Linked DNA regions of Homo sapiens: region 1 is linked to region 2. The links are chromatin contacts, found by Hi-C or POLR2A ChIA-PET in ENCODE. All regions are on one chromosome and are shown on one strand. Each heading gives the region's core, a stretch centred on a gene start or an enhancer-like site at or near the end of the contact. The rest is flanking DNA. Distances are from core to core; before and after follow the strand shown.

The links. Hi-C counts contacts between places; a loop is a spot of excess contacts on that map. ChIA-PET counts read pairs that join two places held with the same protein, here RNA polymerase II (POLR2A). Pooled maps may share reads with other maps.
Region 1: a loop to region 2 is called in a pooled map of heart left ventricle, with 2.2 times the contacts of the local background. The contact joins two enhancer-like sites. A Hi-C loop is called at or near these places in 1 of 168 maps with a recorded cell type or tissue (endothelial cell of umbilical vein) and 5 of 50 pooled maps. POLR2A ChIA-PET finds 5 or more read pairs at or near these places in 1 of 52 experiments (naive thymus-derived CD8-positive, alpha-beta T cell).

The regions. Positions count from the first base shown.
Region 1 is chrX:13,158,185-13,164,965 of GRCh38, forward strand. It overlaps LOC105373134 (a long non-coding RNA gene), which reads right to left. Exons shown (of 3, transcript XR_001755798.2): 1 at 4,238-6,781. Among named protein-coding and RNA genes, the nearest start is that of FAM9C, 120 kb to the left of the region's middle. Within about 2 kb of position 2,972, at least 13 of the 41 ENCODE cell types and tissues checked have a DNase peak (open chromatin) inside an H3K27ac peak, as active enhancers do.
Region 2 is chrX:13,028,160-13,035,404 of GRCh38, forward strand. No RefSeq gene overlaps it. Among named protein-coding and RNA genes, the nearest start is that of FAM9C, 13 kb to the right of the region's middle. RefSeq lists an enhancer at 1,931-2,150. Within about 2 kb of position 1,337, at least 19 of the 41 ENCODE cell types and tissues checked have a DNase peak (open chromatin) inside an H3K27ac peak, as active enhancers do.

The sequences.
Region 1 (6,781 bases), core at 1,722-4,221, 130 kb after region 2:
GTTTGGCCACGAGCCTTTTAAAAATATATATTGAGTTTTAATTCATATGCCATACAATTCACTTAAAGTTGCAATTCAATGATTTTTAGTGTATTCACAGGGTTGTGCAAACATCACCACAATCAATTTTCAAATAGTTCATCAACCTTAAAATAAACCTTCTACTCATTAGCAGTCACTCCCATTTTCTCTTGACCCCTCACTCCCACCCCAGCCCATCACAAATCTACTTTCAAGTTCTATAGTTTTTTCTGTTCTGGACATTTCATAGTAATAGGATCATATGACATGTGGGGATTTGTGTCTGACATCTTTTCCTTAGCATAATGGTGTCAAGGTCCATCCATATTATAGCATGTATCAAAACTTCATTCCATTTTTCTTTTTCTTCTTCTTTGAGATAGAGTCTCTGTTGCCCAGGCTGGAGTGCAGTGGCATGATCTTGGCTCACTGCAACCTCTGCCTCCCGGGTTCAAGCAATTCTCCTACCTCAGCCTCCCGAGTAGCTAGGATTACAGGCGCGTGCCATCACACACAGCTAATTTTTTGTATTTTTAGTAGAGATGGGGTTTCACCATGTTAGCCAGGATGGTCTCCATCTCCTGACCGCATGATCCGACCAGCTCGGCCTCCCAAAGTGCTGGGATTACAAGTGTGAGCCACCGTGCCCAGCTCCATTTTTTGTACTAATAATATCTCATTGTATAAATAGACCACATTTTGTTTATCCATTCATCAGTTGTCAGACATTTGGGATGTTTTTACTTTTTGGCTATTGTGAATAATGCTACTAATATTTGTGTACAGGTTTTTATGTGGACATATGTTTTCATTTTGCTTTAGTGTATATCTAGGAGTAGAATTGCTGGGTCATATGGTAACTCTATGTTTAACCTTTTGAGGAACTGCCAGATTGTTTTTCCAAAGCAGCTGTATTATTTTACATTTCAACTAACAGCATAGGAGGGTTCCAATTTCTCCACATCCTTGTCAAGTCTTGTTATTGTCAGTCTTTTTATGATAGCCACCCTAGTATAAGTGAAGTGGTATCTCAGTATGGTTGGTCATGAACTTTTTGATAGGTCCAGGGGTGCAGGAAAAGGATTTCACAGAAGAAAAGATCAAGAAGAAAGGCATAGAGGTAGGAACTCCCTGCCTGACCCCAGCATGTTAATTTCACCTGTTGAAGGCAAGTCATTTTTGTTTGCACAGAAAATCTGTGTAGGAAAATAGTGGAAGATGAAACTAGAAAACTCCCTCAAAGGGAAAACTGCATATATATATAAGTGCAGGGTGCTGCAGGCTGGGTTACTGTGTGCAGGAAACAGTAGAGACCTTGAAGTGTGTTCTTTAATAAAAATCTTGCTTTAGGAAAATTAATTTGGATATACAGAACTTTGAGGACAGGAGAGAGAGAGACAGATGCTGGATGCATTGCATGTGGGTCAGCAATGGGATTGGGGTACTGGTTTGGCATAAGGGATGACAAGTGGAAACCAAGGAAACCCTTGGAGTTCCAGCTGGGACTCTGGGAGAATTCTGGTATCCTAAGACAAAGAAGTCAAGAAGAACAGCTGTTTTGTGGGGTGGGTAAAAGACAGAGCAATTTTCATATTAGAAACTTCAAGTCTGAGGGCATTTTTGAGAGCAGGAGGCCTGGAACTTGGAGAAAGGTATTGGTCAGAACAGAGGTTGACTGCCTGCTTTTCTAAGGTCCATGAGCTAGAGAATAGTTTTCACACTGTCAAGTGGTTGGGAAAAAAAAAATCCAAAGAATAATATATTGTGACAAGTGAAAATTACATGAAATTGAAATCTCAATGTTCATAAAGTTTATTGGAACACAGCCATGCCCATTCATTGACATATGGTCTTTGGCTGATTTCATGCTGCAATAGGAGAGTTGAGTGGTTGCAATAGATTGCATGGCCTGCAAAGCCTGACAAATTTACTATCTGGCCCTTTACAGAGAAAGTTTGTTGGCTCCTGAATTAGTGACAAACTTGGGAGGTATGGCCTCCCAATTGTGATTCTTAAACCTGAAAGAGTGAGAGTGATCCAAATTAACAGTGTATAGAAAAAAGGAGCCAGGGCCAGTCCTTGGGGCTGCTTATGTTTGGGGACCAGAGATAGGTAAAAGAATCAGTGAAGATAGTAAATAAGTTGAAATAAACCTCAATTTAATTAAACATGTCAACTCCCAGACTATTTTATTGCTTGGTACTTAAAACACACTCCCAAGAGGAAGATTAATTAATAAAGCTGCAGTGTGGGATAGCTATCCAGCTGGAAGCAGCACAGGCCCCTAACAAGGTTTGTTTTTGGCAAATTCCCATCTCCAGTCTTCTCTTCTCCCACAATAGGGTGAAGCATCCCATTCCTGCCTTATCCCCAGAAGGCCTGGCTTCCAGACATCTGTCTCAGAAAGAGGTATGAGGCAGAAGGTTCCACTAGGTAAATTGTTGATAAAAGCTCAAGTGCAATTCCTGCCCTAGGATTTGGACTTGAATAAAGGGACTCTCAAGACACTGAGGAATGACTCTCAATTCTGGAAAGTGTAGGCACTTGCAAAGGGGCAGAGAGTTGTGTGAGAATATGGAGGAGGAAGATTCTTGGATGGTCCCTCCAATCAGGCCAGTTGTATGTGCTACGTATGTAGGGGTTGGACCCACCCCCTTGTCCAGTGATCTTGGAGAAGTCACTTAAACGTTCTCTTTTGGTAACTCATCTGGAATTAGGGAATAAATTCTAAGCAACTTTTAAATAAGAAGCATAAAAGCATTTGAGTCTTCAGATTTGCTTAATTGATCATTGCAGACGGTTGTGTCAATAACAATGACGTTTAGAGGAAAAGGTGAAATTGGTTTCTTTTTCTTTTCTTGGACTTAGCTCCAGGAGCAGGGAACAGGAAGCCATTCCCAGAAGTTGCTTTCCCCTCCCACCCCTGAGTACGTGGCAGGGCCAACAGATGTGGCTGAATGCCCAGGCCCAGGGCCATGAGTACTAACCTATGCCCTGGAAAGCAGGAAACACATTGTCTTCATGTACTCTGCAATTTGGGAGCAAACACCAGCAGCTCTTGCAGGGGGCCTTTGTGGGTCCAAATTCAATGGACTGTCTGCTCTCTCTCACCACTGCTCCACCTTTCATTTGTCTGAACGTGGAAACACACACACACACACACACACACACACACACACACTCCAAGCGCTTTTACTTTTCCTCACTCAACAACAATGCAGAAAACTTCTGTGACCAAATATGTGTGTGTGTGTGTGTGTGTGTGTGTGTGTGTGTGTGTGTGTGTGGCGGGTGGGGGGGTGGGGCATTTCTCTACACATCAAGGAGCAGATCAGCTGCATGTCCTCTAATTCAGTTCTGACACTCTCTACCCAGAGAGTGTCAGATCCCACAGGTTGAGGGCTCAGTCCCCAAGACTGCCCCCACCCCCACTTCTGATACCAATTAAAAGCTGCAGGTTATTTTTCTTGTGCTTCTGACCGACTGGCTATAATCAGGTTGCCCACAATCCCCCTTTCTTGGGTTCAATTAATTTGCTGGAGTGGCTCACAGAACTCAGAAAAACACTTATGTTTACTCATGTATTATAAAAGATGTTACACAGGATACAGATGAAGAGATGTGTAGGGCGTGGTATGAGGGAAGGGGTGCAGAGCTTTGATACCCTCCCTGGGCACCACCCTCCAGGAACCTCTACGTGGTCAGCTATCTGGAAGCTCTCTGAATCCTGTCTTCTTGGGTTTTTCTAGAGGCTTTATTACTTAGGCGTGATTGATCAAACCATTGGCCATTGGTGATACACTCAACATCTCCTCTCCCTTCCCTGGAGGTTGGGAGTGGTGCTAAAAGTTAGTCTTTCTGGGTGACAAACCCCCATCCTGAAGCTGCCTAGGGGCTGCCTGCTATCAGTCAACTCATTAGGGTACAAAAAGACAACACTTTGGAATTTCTAAGGATTTTAGGATTTGTATGCCAGGAAACAGGGTCAAAGACCAAATATACATCACAATATCACAATTTGCTTGTTTTTTGTTTCAGCTTGGGATCAGCCTTATTTTTAATACACAGATGCTCTCCTACACAGGAACCCCTTACTTATTAGGGACCTTTGAGATTCCTTTTCAGATCCCCCTGTTGCCATGGAATTGTAGCTGGAACATCCACTCCACTTCCTACTGACTGGCTCCTGACATTTCTCAGTCCCCAAATATCTCACCTTCTCCCAACAGCCTGAATTTTTGTTTTCTTCACCCAGTTTCTGTTTGCAATGGCATTTGTCAGATTTTCACATATCAACATCCTTCTTAATAATGAGAACCTTTTAGGCATTCACATTCTCATATAGATCCACTCAGTCAGATTGCTTTCCACTTAGCTGAATCCACCATATAGAGAAAAGGAAGCTTCTATTGCAGGAATCAGAAGACGAGATGATTCTAGAACATGAAATATTGGTAATGGCTCATCAGGATGGGGTGCTAGTGGGAGGGATAGGAAAGCCTGGGAGCCCTGGGAAACCTGATAATCCCAAAAGAAAGGCAATAGAACGTGGCAAAGGAGCATAGGAAAGGAGCTTGTTGACCCACACCTGCGCTGCACTATCTGTAAGAGTAGTTCTGCGACAGCACCATGCAGAGGAAACTCCTTTAGTCCACTTCTTCACCTGCTCCTCTTCCCCTTATTTTCTTCTTTTCCCTCTGCCTCAGTAGAGTGAGTCAAAGTGGAGTCCTCTGAAATGTACTTTGGCCCTAGAGTCCTATGGATCCGTGTTCACATTTTGAACAAGTTACTCAATCACTCTGAACCCTAGTGTGTACATCTACAAAACAGGGGATCTACCCTGAAGGGATGCTGTGAGAATTAGGTGGAATAATACATGTAAAGGCATCTGCACAAGTTAGTTTTTTTTCTTCTCTGAAAGCACTGACTGGAGCTGCTCAGGAAGTACCAACTGGTGCCAGTTCCCCAATGAAGTATGTGTGTGATAAATTATCCTGCATATCTATATGCACACACCCCTATTCACTTAGCTTATCCAAAAAAACTAGAAGCAGCATAGAGGAACAACATTAGCAGACTTTGCTTGGGGGAAATCAGACCTTGGATTCCCCTGCCTCCCAACCCCCAACCTCACCAAATTAGTATATTATCAGGTTCCATCTAAGCGTGTACCCATGGCAAATGCACTGTTCACTGGTAGTTAATGGAAATAATGCCCATCCAATATGGGGCCACCAAAACCTTCATAATACAGTGCGGTTGCTGACCTGGAAATGATCTCAGCAAGCATCTGGCCCGCTAACCATCAAACCCTCCCACTTCCTTCTATATATAGGAAAATGGAGGCACAGAGAATTTAAGTGCTTTTAGAAGGTAATAGTTGAGAAAAAACTAGGACTAGAACTCAAGGCACCTTGACTCACAATCCAAACTATCTTTCTACCACTCCTGGCTGAGTTCATGAATGTAAAAAGAGACTGTTAAAAAAAAAAATTAAATATATAACACCTTGCAAGATGTTAACCGCCATTACTTATTGTTTTAATTATAAATTACCCATCTTTCTAGATGCTTCTGCAGGGATCTTGACAAGTCATTTCTGATCCTGCCCTATGAAACAATCTCTCAGAGACTCAAGGAACTCCAGAGGCTACATCTGGAGGGATATAAGGGGGAAACTGAGCAAAGAGGAGGCAGTGGAACATAATTTTGCAGGCAGAAATTTAAAAATATATGTTTAGTGCAAACTCTTCTAGTTCTGTGTGATTTTGTTTCTGTTTGTTTTAAACCAAGAAAAAACACCACATTCTTGATTGCAAGGAAGTTTTTACCAGAATAAGAGGCCATGAATTCCCATGAGCCACCCTGCCTAACAAAGCCAGAAGACCCCCTGGCTTAAAGGTTGCAAGTTAAAGATTACAGGTCAAAACATTTTAAAAGCAGCAACAATGCAAACTTTATATAACAAATGACAAAGATATATAACGATATAATAATAATAAAGAAATAGCTATATAAAAAGAGCTAGGTAGATGATGGATAAATGGATGGGAAAGAAGGAAGGAAAGAGGGGAGGAAGGAGGGAGGGAAGGAAGAAAGAAAGAAGGTAAGAAGGAAATAGGCCTAAGTGCTGTAGTTGATCTCTGGTGGCAAGCAATTTTAGTTTTCCAACTTTTGCTTCTCTGCATTTTACAAATTCTCGTACGTTCTTAAACAACAACAACAATAACACCCACCCTAATGATCAATGTTATTTGCTAAAAGGGTTGACAATGACAAACACAAACCCCTTGAAATTTCCAGTTCTCCTTTCCAGTAAATCTGCTTTTGCATGGGCTCCTCCGCATTCCTCATTCACATCAAGGATTCAAGAAATTCCACTCAACTGAAGTCCAGATCACATCTAAGATTGATCGTTCCACATTTAAACCTTTCTCTGATCCCTTCAGTGACTTTGCCTCGCTTGAGAGAAAATGACAACCGACTCACTGTTTCATTTTCCCTTCCATTCAGCCAAGCAATCCAGGGCCCTATTCCGTCGTTTGCTTTTCATCCATAGGGCTTCCAATTCACCCATGTGAAAACATCTTTGCAATTACAGCCTTCACTCAGTGTCCCCAGGTTAACTTCAGGACCCTGATTGAAGAATCTGAAACCACTTGACAAACTAATTTGAATTGCAAACAGCTACCAACACAAATCCAAACCCTTTCTTTTAGCTCTGGGAAACTAGCTGTTTTGATGTGTTAATCATTTAGCT
Region 2 (7,245 bases), core at 87-2,586:
CATGCCTCTTGGTAATCCCTCCCTCTCCGCTCCCAGTACCCGGGCAACTACTGATCTACTTTCTGTGACTATAGATTATATTTTATAGACTCAATTTTATATAAATGAAATCACCCAGCAGATCTTTTGAGTCTAGCCTCTTTCATGCAGCATAATAATTTTAAGAGTCATCATGTTGTCTTAAGTGTCAATATTTCATTTATTTTTATTCCTGAGTAGTGGTGTTTCATGTAGCTTATTTTTTGGTGCTCAGTTATTACTTCCCTGGAGAGATTAGTCAGTTGACACATTCTTATCCTATTTCTTTATTCTGTACTTTTTGTTTAACTCACATCATAGACTCACTAAATATTTATATGAATTTATTCAAGGATTTGGTTCAAAAATGAACATCTCTTCGAGAGGATTCTATTGGGGGTCATTCATTCATTTGTTCATTAAGTCATTCAGCAAATATCAATTAAGCCCTTACTAGGTCCCAGGCACGGTGCTAGGCACTGGGGATACAATAATAAAGAAAAGAGACATGCATCCCTCACATTCTAATGAGAGGAGACATGTGGCAAACACAATAAAAGCAAAAATTATTAGTATGTTAGAAGCCAACACATGTGATTTAGACATAATAGAACAGGCTGAAGAGCCAACAGGCATCATCCTAACAATGCAGCCCGGATTCCAAACAGCTCCTGCAAATTGGACTGAGTGTAGACTTTGGCATGGTTTTCTCAGTCACACTTATAAAAGCCCCATGGAAATCAACTTCCAACAGGACTTCAAAGAAACGGAGGCTGCCATGAATGGTCAGGTATTAGGGAATGAGGTCATCCTTCCACTGAACACTCCCCTACATCCCCTGCAGGTGTGTATGTCTTAAGCTTTTGTGCTCACCTGCAGGAGAAAGGCCAGAAAGTGGCTGCCACATTCTTCTCCCCCAACTGCAGGAGTGAGGCCACAGAGGTTTACCTGGGAAGAATACTCTCCACAAACTTAAATCTCAGCACATTACACTGGTAAATGTCACATTCCAGTTCCAGATATCAATCTGGATCCAGGAATGTATGTGCTTCACTCATTCCAAGCACTCATTTGTTTGGTTTGGGGGAGGAGAGACAAGGCTAGAGCAATCTGAAAGTTCAATCAAGCCAAAATACCTTGCTCAAAAACTGATAAAACAGGGCCCCCAATCCATAACCAGAGAATGTTGGGCACTTTCTTCTCTGCAGAAATGTTTTTGCATTTAAGTTTAGGTAGATTTAAGAGAGGAGTGTAAGGAGAGAGTTTCTGTAACCAGAGGAGGGGAGGCTTCCCCGCCTGCCTCCGGAGCTTCTCCTCCAGGGTGATCTGGCAGCCATTCAAGGCAGCCTGAACTTTCTGAGAGACTTGATTTCCTGTTCCCACTGCCTCAGCCGACTGGAGGACTAGGGTGACCCGGGGTGGGGAGCAAGGGACACTGGTTAGTTTAGGATCAGCGGGTGGGAACTGTTTATCCCAACATGCTTAGAAATTCTTCCAGCAGCAACTGTAAAAATAAAAGTCTGAACTGTACAAGAAACTTAAGTTATTTCAACAGTGAACTTCAATCATGAGATTCTTGAATATCTTTTGGGAAGACAAGTTATTTTGTTTGTTTCATTCATTTAAAATATAAAACAACAGACTTCTTATAATGCAGAGGGGACCTCACTGTCACCTAGTTCAACTCACATATTTTACAGATGATGCAGAGTTCAGAACTATTCATTGACAATGGCTGGGGGGATGGGAGCAAGATCCATGTTTCCTGGCTCTGAACTCAGTGCAATTTCCTCCATGGATTATAAAGAAGTGCAATTCCAAATGCCACGCCTTAGGGGGAAATTTACTATATGTAAATTATACCTCACAACCTGACTTAAAAAAAAAAGTATATGTTATCCCTGCTTCCTCCTGAACCTGGGTCTGCCTGACACCAAAGCCCCGGGGCTTTCCGCTCTCTGCCTCTCAGTAGTCTTATTGTCATTCCTGTGAATCCATGGTCCTTTAGTGGTTTATGTTTGAGGAGGGAGCTGTGGACTGAATAAACTATGCAGCACAAAGGCATTAACCATGGATTAATGGGAAAGAAAAGCTTGCTGAGTTCTGAGTCTGACGGGTCAAGAGCTTCTGATGGTGTCATGCAAATTTCACTTCCCAATGAAATCAGTCACTCTTCGTGTAGAGGGGCCATCATATCTTAGCCAGTTCCTGCTTGGGGTTCAGAAGAGAAAACAAAACAGTTTGCCCCATGGTGGGAAAGGGACATTTGGTATTCTCCTTGGCTTCCTAGCTAATTACAAAGTGTTAATGACATTCAAAGGAAACTTGCCTCCTTCAGGGCTTTACAAATAAGGAAGGGCGGGGGAAGGTGAGCCAAAGAACAGACAGGGGCTCCAGTGAAACACAGGGCACAACCAGTCAGCTCCCAGAGCGGGAGGCAGCCTTAATTTACAAAGGAAATAGACACCCCAGCACAGGCTGAAATTGGGTGGGACCAAGAGTTCTTAAACTAATCACAGCTGGTTTCCAAACCTCAAAGATTTGTTATTGCAAAAACATTCTCAAGCAGTAGATGAATAGATTGAATGGCGACAGAACAAAGAAAAGATGGAGACATTTTCCCCACAGCGGCTTCAAGACAGGTTCAGAGAGGTATGAACTAGCAAAGTAACACATTTATCCAATCAACATTTTTTACCCATCTCCTACACTGGGTCTGAGGACACAGCTATCACATAACATTTGACCTCCTCTAGTATCCTACAGAAAAACAACTAAAGCACCTTTGTGCAACTCAGAACTACAAGCTCTTCCTTATGATTTGGACAACAGGTGCCTTCAAAGAATGGTTCTTTTTCCTATATTTTCCTTCCCTTCTCTTAATGGAGAATTTTTTCTTCCACCCTAAAAAGGAAACACGACCATCAGTTTCCCAAATATGAAGAGGGAAATGCATGTGTGTATAAACAGTGGTTACCACCTAGTAGAATTTTAAGCCTTTAAGGATTTTCCCCCCTAACGATTGCAATTTCCTTCAGTTACTATTGTCCTATGTCTTATATCCAATGTATTATTTAGGTATTTCTTTACAGGCTTTTTAAGATTTACAGGTGTACCTGATCAAAAATAGCTGGAAAGATCTGAGATGTTTTTTACTGGATAATTTATTCCGTGTGTACCCAACAGCCAAGCACTTGGCAAATGACCAAAAATATGATTTATTTTTATTTATTTTGTTGAGACGGAGTCTCACTCTGTCGCCAGGCTGGAGTGCAGTGGCACAATCTCGGTTCACTGCAACCTCCGCCTCCCGGGTTCAAGTGATTCTCCTGCCTCAGCCTCCCCAGTAGCTGGGATTACAGGCGTGTGTCACCACACCCAGCTAATTTTTTATATTCTGGGTAGAGACAGGGTTTCACCATGTTGGCCAGGCTGGTCTCAAACTCCTGACCTCAAGTGATCCGCCCGCCTTGGCCTCCCAAAGTGCTGGGATTACAGGCATAAGCCCCTGTGCCTGGCCAAAAGATATGATTTAGAAAGCCAGAATAGCTCATGCAAGAAATAAGCAGCTGACAGATTAAAATGGCAACTTTATGCTTTAATGGCAACGTAAACTATCCAGAAGGGACATTTATTGGTTCAACAAGAATTGATTTTCTTCGCTCTCAACTATTAACAGGTCTTCTCTTTCTAAAAGATAGGAATGTGTGCTCCAGTAACTAATTTGTTTATGTGTAACTAATACATTGAGAGAATCTCTGTAAGACATCTTTCTCTGGCACTTATTTTATCTTGATCCTGGATGGAAGATAATGATAACCAAGTGACCTGTTTGTTGACTAGGGCACACTTCAAAGCAGGTATGGATATCTGATTTAATGTACATTAGCAGGACATCGATGCAAGCGTATGAGTACTGAGACAGGTAGGCAAGTGGCAGGGTGAACTTCACTCCTTAAAATAGTGAGCTCAAGAGACATAACTACCTAAGCTGTCTGATTTTGTTCCATATGCTCTTTTAAAGTGATATAAGGCAAAATATATTTAACTGGTTAATTAGTGAAAATGTACCAACAAAGGATGTCTGGTTAATTCATGGAAAATGGGAATTTTGAATAAATTTAAAGGTAATGTTTGAATTAGGCAAATAAAATTAATTCTTGTGTTTGCATAAACACAGAGATTGGAGAATTGCTGTGTATTCAGTGTTCTTTCAAATGACCGATCATTCATTTATTTAGTACATGTGTATTGTGCACCTCTTGTATGGGTGGGAACACACCAGGTTCCAAAAATAAGACTGGGACTATGATAAAATTTTTACTCTCAAGGGTAACAGTTAAGTAAATAACAGCCACAATATGGGGTTTGAGAGGTACACAACCACTAAAAGAGAGGAAAAGGGACACAATTTTGTTTGAGAACTAACAGATTCCAGAAAAGGTAAAGAATTAGGTGGTCTTTGACACAAGTCTTAAAAGAGTAAGCAGCAGGCACTTGCCACACATAGAGGAAAGAAAGTACAGCAGACAAAGAATAGGCCAGTCATGGTTATTAACTATCAACTAGTCCATCTTTACCACTTACTTGCTATTCGTTCCTGGACACAATTGATCTCAGGGAGGTAGTGAGTAGAATGGTGGTTACCAGAGGCTGGAAATGGTAGGAGGGATGTCAGGGAAAAAGAAATGCTGGACAATGGGTATAAACATACAGTTAGAGAGAAGAAATAAGCTCTAGTGTTCAATAGCACACTCGAGTAACTACAGTTATCCTGTATTTCAAAATACCTAGATGAGATTTGCAATGTTCTCGGCACAAAAAATGATAAAAGTTTGAGATGATGAATATCCCAACTACCCTGATATGATCTTTACATATTCATGAATCAAAATATCACATGTACCCCATATGTATTTACAACTATTACATATCAATAAAAATCATGAAGATATTGATAACTAATAGCTAACATTTATTCAACATGTACCATGTGTCTAACCTTCTCACCATCATTGTTTCCTCTGACACTCACAGTAACCCTCTGACACAGATACCATCATCACTGTCTGTTTTACAAATAAATAAGAATAAAAAGAATTGATTTCAATGTGTTTTGGGTGAGCAGCGCTGAGAGAGCCCTGATTCACTTGGATAAGAATGCAATGCGCTGTCTGGTTCTGGTTCAATTTTACATCTCAGAGCTTATGTACTGTGAGTGCAATAAATGAGGTGTGTGCACAGAAATTCAGGGCAGAGTTAAGCTCCTCCTAAGGAGTGAGTCAAGTATTTCTGATTTGACTGGATCACCTTAATTTAGATATCTTTACAAAGATATTAACCCATCAATCCAAGATGAAATTTTAACTAACATCAGGGAGATGAGATGGCCCTTTCCCTCTGGTATCAAAAGAAACCCTCTCCAAGAGGCAGAGGCAAGAGACTCTGTATCTCCTGGGTTTCAGTTGCTGAAGGAAAGGACTTGCCACTGGTCTGTGGGAAAACTTTCTTGGGAGCTGTCTTTGCGTTTGAACTCTGAATTTTGTTCAGTACATCATTGTTCTAAGGATATATTTAGTGTTTTGTGAGTGTACATTTCAACATTCAGCTGTTGAGTGAGACAGTATTACGAGACATGATGCTCTTGATATCAGCCATTCTTCAAAGGGGGCGTTTATTATGGAACAAAAGAAAATATGTGCTTCAATCTAGAATTTAAAAGCACTAACTGCAACGTTTCAAGCATATATAAATAAATGTTATCTGTCTTACCATTTTCGGGAGAAAAGTGAATCTTTACATTTGTTTTAGTGTGACTTGTTTCTGATATTCTAACCTAAAATTTCATGGTCACAAAAAAGTACAAATTAAATGTTCTCTTTATGAAAAATAAAACAGGGACTATAGCACAGGTGATGTGAGAAAAATAGTCACTAAAAAAAAAAGGAACCAAGAGTGAACAGTGAAGTAATCTATGGACTTGGGGTGATAATGATATGTCAATGTAAGTTCATGGGGTGTAAGAAAGGCACCACTCTGGTGGGGGATATGGATAGTGGGGAAGGCTATGGTAGGAGAACAGGGGGTAAATGAGAAATCTCTAGACCTTCAGATCAATTTGTTGTGAACTAAAAACAATTCTAAAAAATAAAGTCATATATATGTGTATGTGTGTGCATATATTCACATATACGTATATGCATATTATATATGTATAGATACGTGGAATGCATATATACATAAACACACACACACACACATATATATACACATTTATACACACACATACACACACCCCTAATAACTTTTAAGGACAAAAACTTTCTTCCCTTCAGAATATCTGCCAAAGTGACTTAAAGTACACCTTTACTCATTTGAGGTGGTAAGGGGTGGCATAAATATCAACTGTTTCATCACTAAGTACATTGTGTCCTAATTCTTGTCCTTCCACTATGGAATAAACCGTTATATAGCCCAGTGTGTATAATAGAACTCTCATATGGACCTCTGCAGATCTCAAATGAGGATCTTCTTAGAAACTTGAAGTAGTAGTTAGACTTATACACCAACACATGCTTTGGGTAAAAGGAAAATCCTTTATGAAAATGCAAACTTTAGGAATTAAATGCTCCCCATAAGGACTCACTTATTCCTGCATAAGTGATTGCAGGCAGAAAAACAGAATCTGAATGAACTTGTTTTTCTTTTTTTCTTAAACTTGGAAAACCTAGAAAAACAAGAGTGGTATATAGGGGCCAATTAAAATAAAAAGCACAAGGAAAAATGAGAGGAAGTCGCTCCTCTCCTCCCAATGGGAGTATTGTGTTTTGAACAATTCATGAATGGAATTTCAGAAACTCAGCAAAAGAATACATTTAACTGACTTACTCCAAATATATTCTGAATTTCATATTTACTAAATAAAGTGTTTCCAAATGAACATTTTGTATGTTGTTACATGTAACAACTGCACATTACAAAAGGAAAGGTAGGAGAATTCATCACTTAAGTTTTTAGATGCATGTATACTTAAACTTCCACATACTCCACAAATACTAAACTCGAAAAACAAAGCACCCTACATAATTTACCTTGCCACAGATGTGAAATAATTGTAAGCATACATAAATGTTAATAAAATACTTTGAATCAATGTTAAGGGGAGATATCACTGAATGGTGGACCAAAACAAACCAAATGGCAATTTGATGTCTGTGGAAATGACAT